2 separate regions of the Mus musculus genome follow, and region 2 is linked to region 1. The links are chromatin contacts, found by Hi-C or POLR2A ChIA-PET in ENCODE. All regions are on one chromosome and are shown on one strand. Each heading gives the region's core, a stretch centred on a gene start or an enhancer-like site at or near the end of the contact. The rest is flanking DNA. Distances are from core to core; before and after follow the strand shown. Region 1 holds the start of Pikfyve (phosphoinositide kinase, FYVE type zinc finger containing). Region 2 holds the start of Rpe (ribulose-5-phosphate-3-epimerase).

What was found. A loop is a pair of places that touch in the nucleus more often than their neighbours do. ChIA-PET counts read pairs that join two places held with the same protein, here RNA polymerase II (POLR2A).
Region 2: a loop to region 1 is called in a map of v-Abl transformed pro-B cells, with 2.6 times the contacts of the local background. The contact joins the promoter of Rpe here to the promoter of Pikfyve in region 1. A Hi-C loop is called at or near these places in 2 of 37 maps with a recorded cell type or tissue (T-helper 17 cell and v-Abl transformed pro-B cells). POLR2A ChIA-PET finds 5 or more read pairs at or near these places in 1 of 5 experiments (embryonic stem cell).

What each region holds. Positions count from the first base shown.
Region 1 is chr1:65,182,631-65,190,101 of GRCm38, reverse strand. Pikfyve (phosphoinositide kinase, FYVE type zinc finger containing) reads right to left here and starts at 3,417. Exons shown (of 42, transcript NM_001310624.1): 1 at 3,269-3,417. It also overlaps a transcript of Idh1 not described here.
Region 2 is chr1:66,697,135-66,704,605 of GRCm38, reverse strand. It overlaps Rpe (ribulose-5-phosphate-3-epimerase), which reads right to left and starts at 3,775. Exons shown (of 6, transcript NM_025683.3): 1 at 3,578-3,775. The coding sequence starts at 3,699. It overlaps Unc80 (unc-80, NALCN activator), which reads right to left. Exons shown (of 65, transcript NM_001368824.1): 65 at 5,456-7,471.

The DNA of each region.
Region 1 (7,471 bases), core at 2,168-4,667:
CAAATATTACCATTCTTATTCTCTTTACAATTAAAGTTAATTTAAAATCTACAGGTAAGACGTAAATATGAGCAGACAAAAAATTTCCCATTACTTATAGGTGTCCAAGGTTTTTTGTTAAAATAATAATAGCTTTATAAAGTTAGAGCAGAAACTGACTTTATATAACATAAACTACTCAGCCTCATTTTACATATGTATCTGAGGAAAAGAAAGCCAGTCAGCTGGCAGGACATGTCTATGCAATCTGAGCAAAGGGCTTTGGCAACGCCTGTGACAAGTGCTCGAATCAACAGGCTTCCTCTTCTCTCCTCGTAGGCACAGGAACCTGGGATTTCCACAACTACCTTATAAGCCTAAACTCAAAAGACATTAAGGTATGACCTTCTTAAAAGGTGTTTTTGCTTATAAGTAACCAAGAAAGCATAATGGGCCAAAGCAGTGAGTCTAGTCACGAAATAAAGTCATAGGAAGGGACTGAGGCTCTTCCCCTCTTAGATTGAAAGTTTAAAGAGAAATATCCTTTGCTATGTTAGTAAAAAATGCTAAAGTTTGTAATCTATCTATACTTTAGAAAAAAGGGCATTATATTCTCCTAAAACTGTTTTCTCCTTCAAAATCAGATGTATAGGTTCATTTTATATTCACAACACTCCTAGAAGTCACATAAGTAAGTATTATTACTATAATTAACAATTGAGGCAACTAAAACAGTTTTCTTTTGGGTGAATCAGAGATAGTAATAAATAGACTTGTGACTATACAACTCTTGCAACAAAATTCTCTGACAGTCTTCTATCAAAAAAAATTTGTATTCTTCACAGACTTCCAATTCTAGCCAACTGTAGTCTCTTAATACTCAAGATTCTCTCAAATTAGTAAATTAAAACAGAAATGAAACCACTGACTTGGATGGAATTTTGGCAACAAGTGCTTATTGGAAAGGATGGGGAGGAAAAGAAAAGAGGAAGGCGATGGAGTAGGGGAAAGAGAGGAAAGGGAAGAAGAAAGACAGGGAAGGAGGACCTCTAGTATCAGGTAAAGTATTGTCTCAGTCAGGGTTACTACTGCTGTGATGAAACACCATGACCAAAGGAACGTCTGGAGTAAAGGGTTTATTTAGTTTACACTTCCACACCATTGTTTATCATCAAAGGTGGTCAGGAAAGGAACACAAGCAGGGTAAGACCTGGAGGCAGGAGCTGAGGCAAAGGCCATGGAGGGGTGCTGCTTACTGGCTTGTTCCTCATGAACAAGTGTTTAGCCTGCTTTCTTATAGAACCCAGGACCACCAGCCAGCCCAGGGATGGACACCACCCACCGTGGGGGCTGGGCCTTCCCCCATCAATCACTAGTTAAGATGATACCCTACAGGTTTGCTTACAGTCCATCTTATGAAGCCTCAATTGAGGCTCTCCTGTCTGAAAACTCCAGCTTGTGTCAAGCTAACATACAACTTCGATGCTATAGCATAAAGGATTAAGATGGCGATTAATCAAGTAAAAACTCAAAGTTTTGTTTTGTTTTAAAGACCACCAGAGAAAAAAGATGTAATGGCAATGAAAACCCTCATGCTTCCAAACACAACCTATTCTACGTCCACAAAAGCACCAACGAAAGCACAAAAACCAATCCACCTACAGAGTCTTAGAATTACTTCTAAAGGTCTTCTATATCCACAACTTTCTTTAACCTTTGGACATGTGAAAGTAAAAAATTATCATGAAAACACACATCACATCAAGTGCAGTCTCTAAAAACATAAATACAACCACATAGACCTAATCTTAATAATTACATGCCACCAGCAACCAAAAAAATTACAACTCTGATTTTTAGCAGCATAATAACTGTTTATACTGTAAAGGATGGCTCTTTCTGAATACATAATTAGAAATATTAACCTACTTATCCAACAACTTCTGCAGTGTTTCTCTGCACTAGTGTGGTATACACAGATTTGAAATGAGTATCTTGGTGAAGCAAATCAGAAAATGAATTCGATATTAAAGTGTAGCTTGACCTATCAGCTCATACGAAAACTGTAGGTGAAATTCAAAACAGCAGTGTAATCATTTTCTAGAGTGTTTTTTTCTTAAGTATAATTCTCAAACTTTTATCTATTAATGCAGGACAGCTGAATACAAGCAATGTTAGCTTCCATCAAGAAAGGCATATTGTTCATTTTGTGACCCATGCACAACAGAAACATTAAAGGAAAACCAGTGTGATCCACGTAACTTTTCCAGAAAGAGGCAAAGGGAGGGGGAGGACTCAGGAAATTAGTGTTGCTTCTCAGAAAAGTCCTGACCTTAGTCACAAGCCTTAACCTAATGAATCGAAGAGAAAGAAACTAAGACTATCTTCCCCCCACCCAACCCCCGCCGCCACCCCGCACGTGTGTCGGTCTCTGTCTCTGTCTATCTCTCTTTCACTCCCCCCCCCCGGGGGGGGGGGAGAGGGAATGGGACAGAGTGGGAGTCCTGGAGAGGCAGAAAGAGACTCAAATAAATGTAAAACAAGACGGTGAGGTTTGCTGGGCGTCTACCTCTACCAACACAAGATGCACCAACTGAAGAAGCAACCCTTCATCATTTAACACATTACGCACTTAAGATACACAGCAATGACCTGCTTTATGCAGAATTGCCATCTTCCCCTGAATGTCCTAAGAACCTACATAGGACAGAAGACCCTAAATTCCTAAATGCATCCATCAAATTTCACTTTCAACCTTTCTTGGGAACCTCTTGGGAAAGGGGAAACGACTTACTCGGAAACAAAGCCTCCTCCTCAAAACAGGACTACGTTAAAGTTAAAAAGGAAAAATAAAAGCCTCAAATGGCAAAAACCAGCATTTAAGCTGGTGGACACACTCAAGCATGGAATGGTTTCTGTGGGTCAGAACTTTCTTTTCCAGAGTAGGCTGCACCCTGAGACTTGAGCTCGCCCGCTCAGAGGAAGGGATGACATGGTCCACCTCCAAAATAAGTTCGAGCATTAGGAAAACAGAGAGGCAAGAGAACTTCCATTGTGTCAAGGAAGCCTCGGCGGGAGATGGCCCAGGAGGCCCGCGGCCGGTCTCGCCACACAGGGCCGCCGGGCGCTCAGAAGCCAGCCGGTTCCCGGCGGGTCTTCCCCGCTCGCCGGCCGAGTCTCGGCCGCAGAGCCCCGGGCCCTCGCCATCCCTCCGGCGGTGCTCCGCGACCCACGCTGGCCTTCCTCCCACTGCGCGCCCTGCCTGCCCATGCCTCGCCGCCTCCCTTACCTTCGCCTCCCGCCCCGGCCCCGCGGGCCTCCCGCCTCCCCGGCCTCCGCCTCACCACTCTCGGCCGGGAAGCCGAGGCCAAGCACAGCGCCGGCTTTCTCAGGCAGCCGGCGGTCGCGCCGAGAAGCCCAGAGGCTTACGCGGTAACTGCGGCTTCTCGCTTCCGCCTACCACCTCAAGGCTCCGCCCAGTACCCCTTCTAACCAATCATCAACCGGCTCCAAGGGCCGGCTCCGCCTACTTTTCTCCGCCCTCTAGACCTTCCGATCAGATGTTCAGGCTGAAAGAATCCAACCCAGAGAGTATCGTTCTAGACCCCCCCCCCCCTCCCCCCAGAGGACTTAACGCTGCCTCAGCCATCCTGAAGGAAGCGGGGAGGACGGTGCATGTGAGCATCACGCGCGCCAGGCATTAGACGCCAGCCAGTCGCTGTTACCGTATGTGTTCAACAACGTGAGCACATATAATTTAGGACCGCTCTCAGAGCTCTCTTGGACCGACTTCTACCTGTGTAGTCCAGAGTGAAGAGGTAGTTAATTAGCTTTCAGGATCCTTTCAGGACTCCGCTAACACCAACTATGTGTCTTTGAACAAATCGCTTGTTTCTCTAGGCCTCACACCTCTGGTGGGTAAAGGAGGGTTAATTATAGCTGCGTTTACTCCCTGTTGTTTTACTGTTGTTGTTTTTGTTGTTAATGTTTTTGGTGGTCTTGTTTGAGGATTAGGTAGAACTGTGCATGAAAGGCAGTTGGCACAGAATCTGACTCAAGTGAGGTTGAATATAGCTTTTTTTAATTCGGGTTTTGTGTTGCAGATAAGAGTTATCAAGCCCTGACTTGCTCAGCTTAGTATTAACATGACCCGTTATTTTTGTCCTGCTAACAGGGCTGTGCCGTTAAAAGTAGAAAACAAGCTAAAACCCGCTTACTGAAAGCGTAGGGCTTTGCAGGGGAGCATTGAAAGGAATCTGAAGGTTGGTGATATTCTGAGAATTCTTTTCTTCTAAAACTTTGGCATTTCCCACCCAGCTTTGGTTTTTTGTTTGTTTGATTTGTTTCAACGTTGGAAATTACCATCAAAACCTGAAGCTAGGGGACGCTGCAACTCCTGGTCACCATCCTTAACTGGCTCTTGGATCTTGTCCTCAGCGTCCTCTGACCGCATTGGTCTTCATTACTACTGTGCCTCTCTCCACTCTCCACTCTAACTGTCATCTATACAAATCAAAACACCGGGCTACCTTGGGTACTATCTATCCTTAACCTAACCACCTCCACCACCAACCACGTCCCTCACACATATCCCTGGGGGCTTGCAATGTCTCTTCAAACAAACCTTTCCCAATAACTCCTTCCTTGGCCCATAAACATACACAAGCATCTTCCCTAAGAAGAAGAAAAAAAAATCTTTTCTTAAATTAGCCCAACAGACCCTAATATTCCATAAACGTACAATAAATTATAAAATAGACCAAGAGAACACAATAGATAATCCAGCAGAGAGGATAGCAAGATACAGAAGAAACTCTATGTACAGAAACACCCGATCAACTAACACTTTTTAAAAGATATAGTGGGCTGAGCGGGTGCCAGAGGAGCATAGGGGGACGGCCAGGGGGTCAGATTCCTCTGAAACTGGAGATATAGGAGGTCGTGAGCCCCCAAATGTGGGTGCTAGGAATCAAACTTGGGTCCTCTGCAAAAGCAGTATATGCCCTTAACATTGAGCCATCTCTCCAGCTCCTCAGCTAACATTTTATGAGTCATTAATTGGACAAGTCCTCGTTCTCTGCGCCAGTCACTGGCCACATAGGTACCGTGCTAAAGGTAAAGCTGTGGCCATAACACAGTCCATGTTCCCCAGAAGTTTGCACTTCCGTGCCTACATTAGCATGAAGTTTAATTTCTGTGGGAAAATTGACTTCTCTTTTAGGAAAAGAAATTAGTTTGGGTTCTTACCTCATCCTAGACATCAAAAATTAATCCCAGGTGTATTTTATCTGTAGAGACATTTTGTGCGTACCTGTAACTATTCTTTCCCAGAACTTCCATCCAAGCACTTCTATGATACTTGCTGGGCTTGGGTGCACTATGGTACTGTGCTCACGTGCTTATAATACTTTACTGAGAATTCGTAGCCTTTCCCTCTCTTTATATTGGTTAGTATCAATATAATTTTTCTCAGTAATGCCCCAATTCAACACTGTCACTATTCAGTCTCTAAAAGTTGTCACTATTCTTTAAAAGTTGTCACTATTCTCTAAAAGTTGCCCCTGATTTGGCCAGTGGAAGCATCTCATGAAAACCCTGGGTATTGTTGCCAGGATCCATGACTTTCTGAACATTTGCTTTCTGTTTCCTATTTTCCCCTCTTACCTCTGCTCCCCAACCCCTAAAAACTACCACTCTGCTCTTTTTCTTTCTAACTTAACATTTTTAAAACTCTACACTTGAGACCTTACAGGGCTTTTATTTCTGGCGTATTTCACTTCCTATAGGCTCCTCCAGGTTCAGTATGTTGCCACAAAGGATAAAATTTCCTTGTTTTTAAATTTATATTTGTTCTAATGTTCAAAGTCAAGTAAATATTCTCTACTATCCCATAGATCATCTCTTCAAAGTTGTTTTTCTCGCTTTCCAGAGCACTTTATTTTGATAACATCCTATTTGTCTGTTTTGCTTTTTTTTTTTTTTTTTTTTTTTTTTTTTTTTTTTTTGCCTAAGCTTTTGGGTTAAACAAAATAAAAATAAAAGTCAAAAAATAAATAAAAAAAAATAAAATAAGAAAAACAAAAGTCACTGCTCAGGGCAATGTCATGGGTTTTTTTGCTTGTGTTTTCTTCTACTAATTTGTACTTTTTAGGTGTTAAATTTAGATATTTAATTCAATTTGAGTTAATTTTAAATGTAGTGTGAAATATCAATCTAATTTCCTTCGTGCACTGTGGGTATTCAGTTTTTCCCATAACATTCATTAAACAGACTATCCTTTCCCTCAGGGTTTTTCTGAATAGTAAGTCTATCATAAGTGGATTTATTCCTGCTCTTTTCTTTCTATTCTGTGGTCTATGTCTACTTTTGTGCTGAGACCATGCTGTATTGATGAACATAGCTTTGTACTATTTGGAATCTTTAGTTTTTCGGACTACTCTTTTAGTAGTCCTACAAATTATAGAATTGCCTCTTTTTCTAGATTTCTGCTTTTTAAAGCTGGGAAGCATTATTAGGGGAGCAGGTGATTTGAGACAATGTCTATGTACCCAAAGTTGTCCTCAAACCAGAGAGTCTCCTGCCTCACCTCCTGAGTGCCGGGTTTGCAGGACTGAAACACTACACTCAATTCATTTTTGGTTTCTTGAGACAGGGTTTCTTTGTGCAGTCTTTGCTGTCTTGGACTAGCTTTGTAGACCAGGCCAGCCCCTAATTCTAAGCATTTTCATTTTGTAGTATTACAAGTGAGATTGTTTTCTTGATCTCTTCTGAGGAGTTCTCTGTTATAGAAAAAAAGGACTATTTACCGTTTTTGTGTTGCTGTTAGAGAAAAAAAGGACTATTGACCGTGTTTGTGTTTTGACCTTGTTTTTGTTGTGACCTTTTGTGTGTTTGTGTTGGTTGCATGGCACACAATGCTACTGAGTTTCAGTACTTCCCAGAGGTTTTAGGTCACACATTTAGGATTTTTCTGATCTGAGATCATATCACCTACAGGCAGGGCCTCTTAACTTCTTCCTCTCCCATCTGGATAGTGTCTATGCCTTTCTTTGTCTTATAGTGTGTTGAGACAAGGCAAGAGTGAGCACCTTCGCCTGATGAGACACAGAGGCTTTCCGTTTTCACAAATAACTCATTACAGCAGACCTGTGGGGTACAATCCTGACATATTGAAAGCACATATTTACTGTCTGGCCTAGTGGACTAACTTCCAACATTTCCTGTCCAGTGCCGCTAATCAATTGACTGTCTAAGAAATTATGGTTTCATTTGGTATATAATGCAAACGCTGTTTTTGGTTGGTTTTTTTGGTGTGGTGATGGTGGTGGTGGTGACAATGGTAGTAGTGGTGGTAGATTGTTTTTGTTTGTTTGTTTACTGTAAGACTAATTTCTAGCTAGACTCTAATGAAATTATCACTCTTTCGCACTGCATGTGAAAGTATAAGTAGATATATGTTTCAGCAAAATGATTTGGTGGCTCTAACAAGCAC
Region 2 (7,471 bases), core at 2,526-5,025, 1.5 Mb before region 1:
ATTACTGTCAGGGCTCAATCACACACCGATGTTAACTCCACCAGAGATACGGGGCTGGTAAGCAGGCAGCAACAGGCTGTTCTGCAACTTCACACTAAGTCTTCAGTCGCATATACTGTGCTTGTACCGTGTGGTCTTGAAAATTAGTTTGCTCAAATTTAGGTTCCATTTATTATTAAAACAATCATGACAAGTATCATGGGCTGAGAAGCTGAGAATCTAATAAATACAAATTTACTTGAGAAACACAAGAATAACATGTAAAAGTACTGACCTCCAAGTTAAGTGAACAATTTGTGCTCTTGGTAATAAACTCAATGACCTGGGTTTAATAAATTCACTAAGAGCCCAATATGCACCAAAGTTTTCATGAGAAACTAAAGGCTTGTGGCTAAGCCATAACTAAAAGGTGCAAAAACCTAGGCATGCAATCAGGTGTTTCGGAACTACCGGACAACATGAATTATCAAAGGATTTCCAGCCTCTTTATGAGAGGTACTGAGGTTCCAAAAACCAAAGAACATGATTTTTTTATCAAATGCCTCAGATTTCTTACCAGAATAGGAAATCCTAAATTAATTTTCTCGAAAGCAAAGGAATTCACCAGAAATGCCAGCTTCATCACTATTTCACTCTGACATTCCCCACGACCCTCCTCAGAAGGAAAGTGTAACAAAGGGTTCCTCGTGCCTGAAACCAGGGACTTGCTGGGGATAATCCATAGCTGCTGTAACAGAGGAATCTACGTCTCCTCTCTTAGCAGGTCCCATCAGCATCCCTATACTTTAGTAATAACTGGAAGGCAGTCTACTGCAGACAAACCAACAAACAAAATGTAAGAGGATTACGGTTGGTACAAAACGCACCAAGACAGGAACCAGAAAATCTTCCCGGGGATCAGGAACTGGAGAGTCTTTGGCTGGTGGCAAAAGGAAAACTGAGCAGGTGAGCCAGGCTAGAGAAGGTAGGGCCCAGGACACAATGAGAAACTGGTTACAGATGCTTGCCTTGCTCAATTCCACACAATCAAGGCCTTACCAGAATACAGAAGAGAATTCCAAATCTTTGATATCTCCAGCAAAAGTCAGAAATTCAGTATTTATATAAAATCTCTCCAACGTAAATGAAATGCCAATGACTAATTTAGAAGTAGCCGTGTGTGCGTTGCTCCCATAGTTGGGATCAGCACATTCCAGCTAGCATTCTGCCATGGTGTGTTTTGTGCTTTTCTCAAAATGTGTTTCCAGAAAAACAAACCTGTTCTTTACTTCAGATATTTAACCATACTTGTGTCTGGCCACCTAGTGTTTCTTAGCCTAGTTTCTGACTTTCTAGATAAGATCAGTTTGAAACAGAGAAGAAAACGGAGGGGTGGAGAGTAAGCAGAGGAGGCTGGCCACCTTTGTAAAGGGATCCCACAGCTCTCTTCTGGAGACATCAGGCTTTGTCTATTCTGCCAGAGTGATGGGAAAGGAGCTGTACTTCCCCAAACTGGTTTCCTCTTTTGCAAAAGATGAATGGAAATAGCTTTTACTTCAAAGGAAAGAAAAAAGGTAGGTATAGATTTAAAGGCATAAAAATTGTTAAAAGTAGAACGATTTAAAATAATTTTTTTGCCTTATTTACTAACTTAAGTCTGATATGGGGAAGGGGGCCAGCTGGGGGAAGGGGGGGGCATCGGTGATTCTCAGAGATGCTTTCTACTATTACTAAGCAATGATAACATGCTTTAATGTCTCTTATCAAGGAAAGTCAGATCCTGCTCTTGGAAAGTTTACAGTACACCAGGAGAGAGAGACATAGCAATATACCTTACTCTTCACGATAACATATTAACCTCAAAGAGTACCTGGACAGCCCACAGAGCCCTGGCCCTACACAAAGGACCAGATATCTAAGGAATTCTGAGAGCAGGAGACACAGTCTCATCCAATACCAAATGGCCAGCTCTGAAAATATACACACAAGTGGCATTATACAGACTGAGCAGGTCAAATTTATGTATTTAGGGATATATGTGTGTCTGTATTTTTACATATGTATTTAATAATATTTTAAAAGGTCATGGTTTTGAAAAAGAGCAAGGAGGTATAGGGTCTGTGTGAGGGTTTGTGGGAGGAAAGAGAAGGGGGAATGATTTAGTTATATTATATAGAATCTCAAAAACTAGACACGTTTAAAAATAAGGTTAAAAAAGCTGGGCACACTCAGGAGGCAGAAGCAGGTGAGGCAAGCCTGGTCTACAGCAACATTTGTATTAGCAAAGTGAAAGCACTGGTGTCCACCCCTCCCCTCTGCATCAAGCAGGCTCATTACACCTGCAGTCTGTGCCATGCTAGGACCCCTACATTTTCTCAGGCATCGAAATCAACACCATCTCTGGGGTACACATTCCAGCCGGTCAAGGGCTTTCAAGTAAGTGTTAAGAAAAATGAGATTTAACCACGGAGAGCCAAAAGAAACAAAACTGCTATGGACAAAACAGCAGTGATGTTAAAAAGAATTAGTGTAACTGAGTGTGGGGACCCGTGCCCATAATCCCAGCATTTGGGAAGCTGAGGCAAGATTTTGAGTTTGAGGCCAGTTAAGATTTATACAGACCTTGTCTCAAAAAAACCAGAAAGAACAGCAAAACCTCCAACAAGAAACGAAACTGATGTAAATAACACATATTTGCCAATGTGACTGAGGGCAAACAGATTTTGCTTATTTGAAATAAATTTATTTTTCTATCTCACTCCCAAGGTCTTTTATAATTTTATGTAAACTTTCGGTGGGAAATGCTAGTCAAAAAGCCAAGAAGATTCAAGTTCCAAGTCTGTCACAATCTTCTGTAATCTTGAGCAAGTCCTCCAGCCTCCTTTGGGTCTAGGTTTGTTTCCTCACTTTAGAACCAACTTAGGAAACTTGTACCCTGATTCTGAGCATTATAACTACAGTGCTTAAAAATTACTTACAAAAAAACTGACCTCCCTGAAGAGCAGGGTGCCTGAAGAGAAAATAGACAGGAAAATCAGAATTCGAATGGGTTATTCGATACAACTAACAACTGCAGAGAATCTGTTACACGCCAGGCACTGGACTTGCTCGTTTCAAGTTCCCCAAGACGCGGAAGCGTTCTATGATCAATAATCCTTCCATTTTCCTCACACTGAACCCGAGTCCCAATCAAGGCTGAAGCGGCTTGCCTAAGACAAGTCGGCAAGTGGTCGAACTCCGGAAGCCCATCCAGGTGTCAAGCTGAGGCTGTCTGCCGGCTTTGTCGAGAACTAGTTAGTTATCTGAGTTCGATCGAGCAAGTCGCGCCTGTCCCGTTGGGCCTCAGTTTCTCTACGAGTTCACCAGAGGAAGATCCTGAACACTGGAGGTGGCTCCCGGGTCCTATCACCACAGGTTACGGGGTGGCGGGGAAAGGACCGGGCCCCAAAGTCAGCCAGGGCCGGCTCGGTGCCCTCGGCAGCGCGCTTGGCCAGGCAGCCCGTCGTCGCACAGGGGCGCCGTGCACCCAACAGGCGCTCGCTGAGGTGCAGCGACGCCGACCCGCGCGGCCAGCCCGCCCCGAGCCCCGCGGAGTTACCCGTCCATTACATCCAGGTGCAGGTAGTCGGCCCCCGAGTCCAGCATGCGCAGGCACTCGGCCCCCAGGTTGGCCAGGTCGCTGTTGAGGATGGACGGGCCGATCTTGCAGCCCGACGCCATGGTGCCGGTTCCCTAGAGCGAGTGAGCCCACGAGAGCCCGGGCCAGCCAAGACTCCGTCCCGATTGGGCGCGCCGCACTGGCTCCGCCCCCTCCCACCTCGCACTCTCTTCCGGACTCTGCCGGAAGCAGCTGCCCTGCGGCGAGGAAGTCCCGCCTCCTCCTGGGGGGGGGGCGTCAGCTGGCTGGCTAGGGGCGGAGCCAGGTGCAGAGCTTCTGCCTTCTGTCTTGGATTTCCAAGGATCTTCTGGCTTCTTTTCCTTTTGAAAGGGAAAATAGTTTATTGAGTACAATGTAAGAAGTTCTACGGGTTGATCAGCTAGACTACCACCTACAATGTAGGAAATTTGTTTTTATTTTTTTCTCTGTTTCATACACGTATAGCATATATTGTGATCATATTCAACCCCATTACCCTTTCTTACCCCAGCCACTCCTCCTGACCCCTTCTTCCCAATTAACTCCTCTCCTACTTAAATAACTTCACCTCACGTGTCTGTAGGTTTTGTGCAGGGAGCCACAGTTGCTTATGCAATCATTAATTGCAGCATTCCGTTGAACTTCCCCCACCCTCTGTCTCTTACAGTCCTCTCTTCTGAGATGTTCCTTAGTCAAGCTGCTGATAACTGGTGACTGCTGAGTACTCAGTGTAGGAATTTTTGCAGTAGCTGAAAGTATAACGTAAAAACAAAATTCTAGGCCTTTAGGCCCAGGCATGGGAATGTGACCTCTGTGACTTAATGATGCTAATCATAAAACAGATAGCGACATTCCTCCACCCACCCGCTTCCTGGGTTCAAAGAGTGTTCATTCAAAGAAAGTCACCCTGACCATTGCTATGCAAATGTGCTATTGTTAGGGGCTCTTAGAAACTGTCTTGAGAGATAACTGGAACAATTACCAGGTATTCCTTGTGACTCTTGTGACTTTGCACTTCCTTGGGACTCTTAACTGGTATCTTTGGTATTTTCCAACAAAGCCCTCCCCACTTCCTTGAGTTGTGGTTTCTTCCTTTAAATACCTCCTTACCCAGCTAATCGGTGTGCCACAGACCTCTACCCCTGCGTGGTGTATGACCGTGGGCCCGAGAGCCCTCTTGAATAAGTTTGCAGTAAGACCGTTTCTTGTGTGATTTGGGGTGTCGCCTCTCCTGAGTCAGAACGTGGGGGAGTCCTCACGTTGTGGGTCTTTCATAGCCAGTCTGATAGAGTTGCTATCCAGCCATAATTCTTGAAATGGATAAGTGGCGTAATGTCAAACGTATCCAGAGTCTGGGCCAGGAAAAAATGAAAAGGTACATGAAGATACACGTGGATAGAACAAGAGCAATTCCTAAAGAACAAGGATAGGGCTCTCATAGTTTTATTAAAAGCATGCTGGTAATTTAGATGCCATGGTTTCTGCAGGGGACACAGTTAGAAGACAATAGTCTTTAATATTCTGACTTGGGGATATACCAGCATTCCGGGTCATAATCCGGGCAGTGAAGTCAATTTGGCTTGCTGTCTTCCATATCTACATTTTGCTTTATTTTGAAAGATAGAAGATGAGAAACAGAAGTAGGTAGGTATCAAATATGGCGGTAGAGGGACTGGGGGTGTTTACCCATTAGTGACTTTAAGCTAAAAATGGCTTTAGGCTTCCACTTTAGAGTGGAAGTCTGAAGAACAAGAGATGAAGGAAGGCACAGACCAGGTCTTGAAAAATGATCCTGAATGAGCTATCCCATTCCCAATGGAAAGAAGTGAAATTAGAGCACATTAAATGATCTTAGATTTATTTTATTATATGTGCATATTCAAACACAGAAATCATTAGCTTTCATAAATATCTTTCATAAACATCTCAGTATTTATTCAGATGCATTTTCCATGCTCTTTGGTCATTCAGTATTCATAACAGACTTTATAGTCATCTGAAGGAAGTTGGCTGTGTAGTCAATCCTTTGTCTTCACCTACAAAATGGCTAATAAAGGACTTTAATCCCATGGTCACAGTGACTATTAAAAATATCATGGAGGTACGTAGATTTATGATCCTAAATGATCTTTAAATAATATAAGTAAATTTATCATAAACTTTTCCAAATACATTCTGCCCTCTATTTGTGTTTATTCTCCTGAGTGTCAGATCAAAGTTTGCTTCTAAAATGCTGCAGTTGAGACCCACAAAAATAAATGAGGAAGTGGGCTAGTTTACTCACTGCTGAGACACAAGGCCATGGATTGGTAGTGTGAGGTCACAGAGTGAAAGTGGGACTCTATGTGACAGCAGCAAATTCGGGAAAGTTCTCTGGTAAAGTATCCTGTGTAACTCAAGGAAGGTACTTAGTTCATGTTTTGGACTATAATTCTATTCATTTATGACCTTTTCTTCCCTATGGATCTCAGTACACACTCAATTATTTCCTCGGAAACTCTAGGAGTGGGCAGCAAAGTGGAGAAAGTTCTTCACTGACTAAAAGAACAGATGCTAAAAGAGAGATGCCATCCTGGCTTAAGTTACTCTTGGAGGCTTGAAGCAGAAAACCAACAGATGCCTCCAGCACTGCCATGTGCCCAGTGGTACCCCTTGACAGTGTTGTTCTCAGTGACTTGTTCCAACGCACTCAGTAACTCACTTCCCTTGTCATAAGAATCAAATAATCTAATAGAATTATAGAAAACACTGAATGCTGCGAATGAAAGAAAAATGTCTATTCTAGAAAATTCTGCATCCAGGATTTAAGCTGCTTTAATCTGGATAGTACACATGGGTACTCACTATCATGGATGATGTATTTTTATTTCTCAAGGTTTCTCTATAAAGTTGCTTTCCAAAGGAGCAATTTTAATTGGATGTAATTGTTTAATACCTGGAAAGTGGGTGCCTGTTTTATCCTTCCTCTGAATGAGATAAATATTATTAAGCATCACAGATTAAGATATAATCTAATTTTACTAATATATTGATCAAAAGTGATAATTAGTTCTTGTCACATTTTTGAATATTACAAAAGATTGTCAATTAACTTGAACTTTTATCTTAACTGTTTTCTTTAAGTTATTCCTTCAAACTCCAGGTAACAGTATTCCTGAGAATACATCTTGTGACAGTCTTATGCACATACATATACTTTAGTTACCACACATAAACATTCAACACGTTTAAGGACACAATAAATGGAATAGATGAGAAATCTCAAAAGTCCCAAGACGAGAGCACTCCCACTCTGTAAGTCCCCATTTCTCAGAGTGGTCATGTCTTTTCTTTTTTCCAAGATAAAACATTACTTAGCTTACTGAAAAAGTTAATAATAGACTTCCATACACGAGAGTGAAGGAGTCAGATTAAAAGGCAGACAGACCAATAAAATCATTTCTCAAACAGCCCAACACACTTAAAATATATAAAGGTATTTAGGGTTATTATTGAGTATTTAACAATTCTTTGACCTCTATACTTCTTAAATATCTGACACAATTATAGAGATTTTGAATCACAAGTCCAAAAGAGGGAACAAAGCACAGACATATAAACGCACACAACTCAGACACTTGTAATTACCAAACATAAGGCCTCTAATGCTAGTTGAGCAGCATAGTTTTTAACAGGCAAAATATATCAGCTTAGAACCAGAAAACCACTTACATGTCCACTTTTGCACTTAGAAATGAACTGCACATTAAGTATAAATGATGTGAAGGTGTTATAACACAGAGAAGGTTTGTTTGTCTCCTGGATTTCCCATGCATGTTCTCAGCCAAAAGGCCAAGAAGGTGGTTCTGCCCTGAT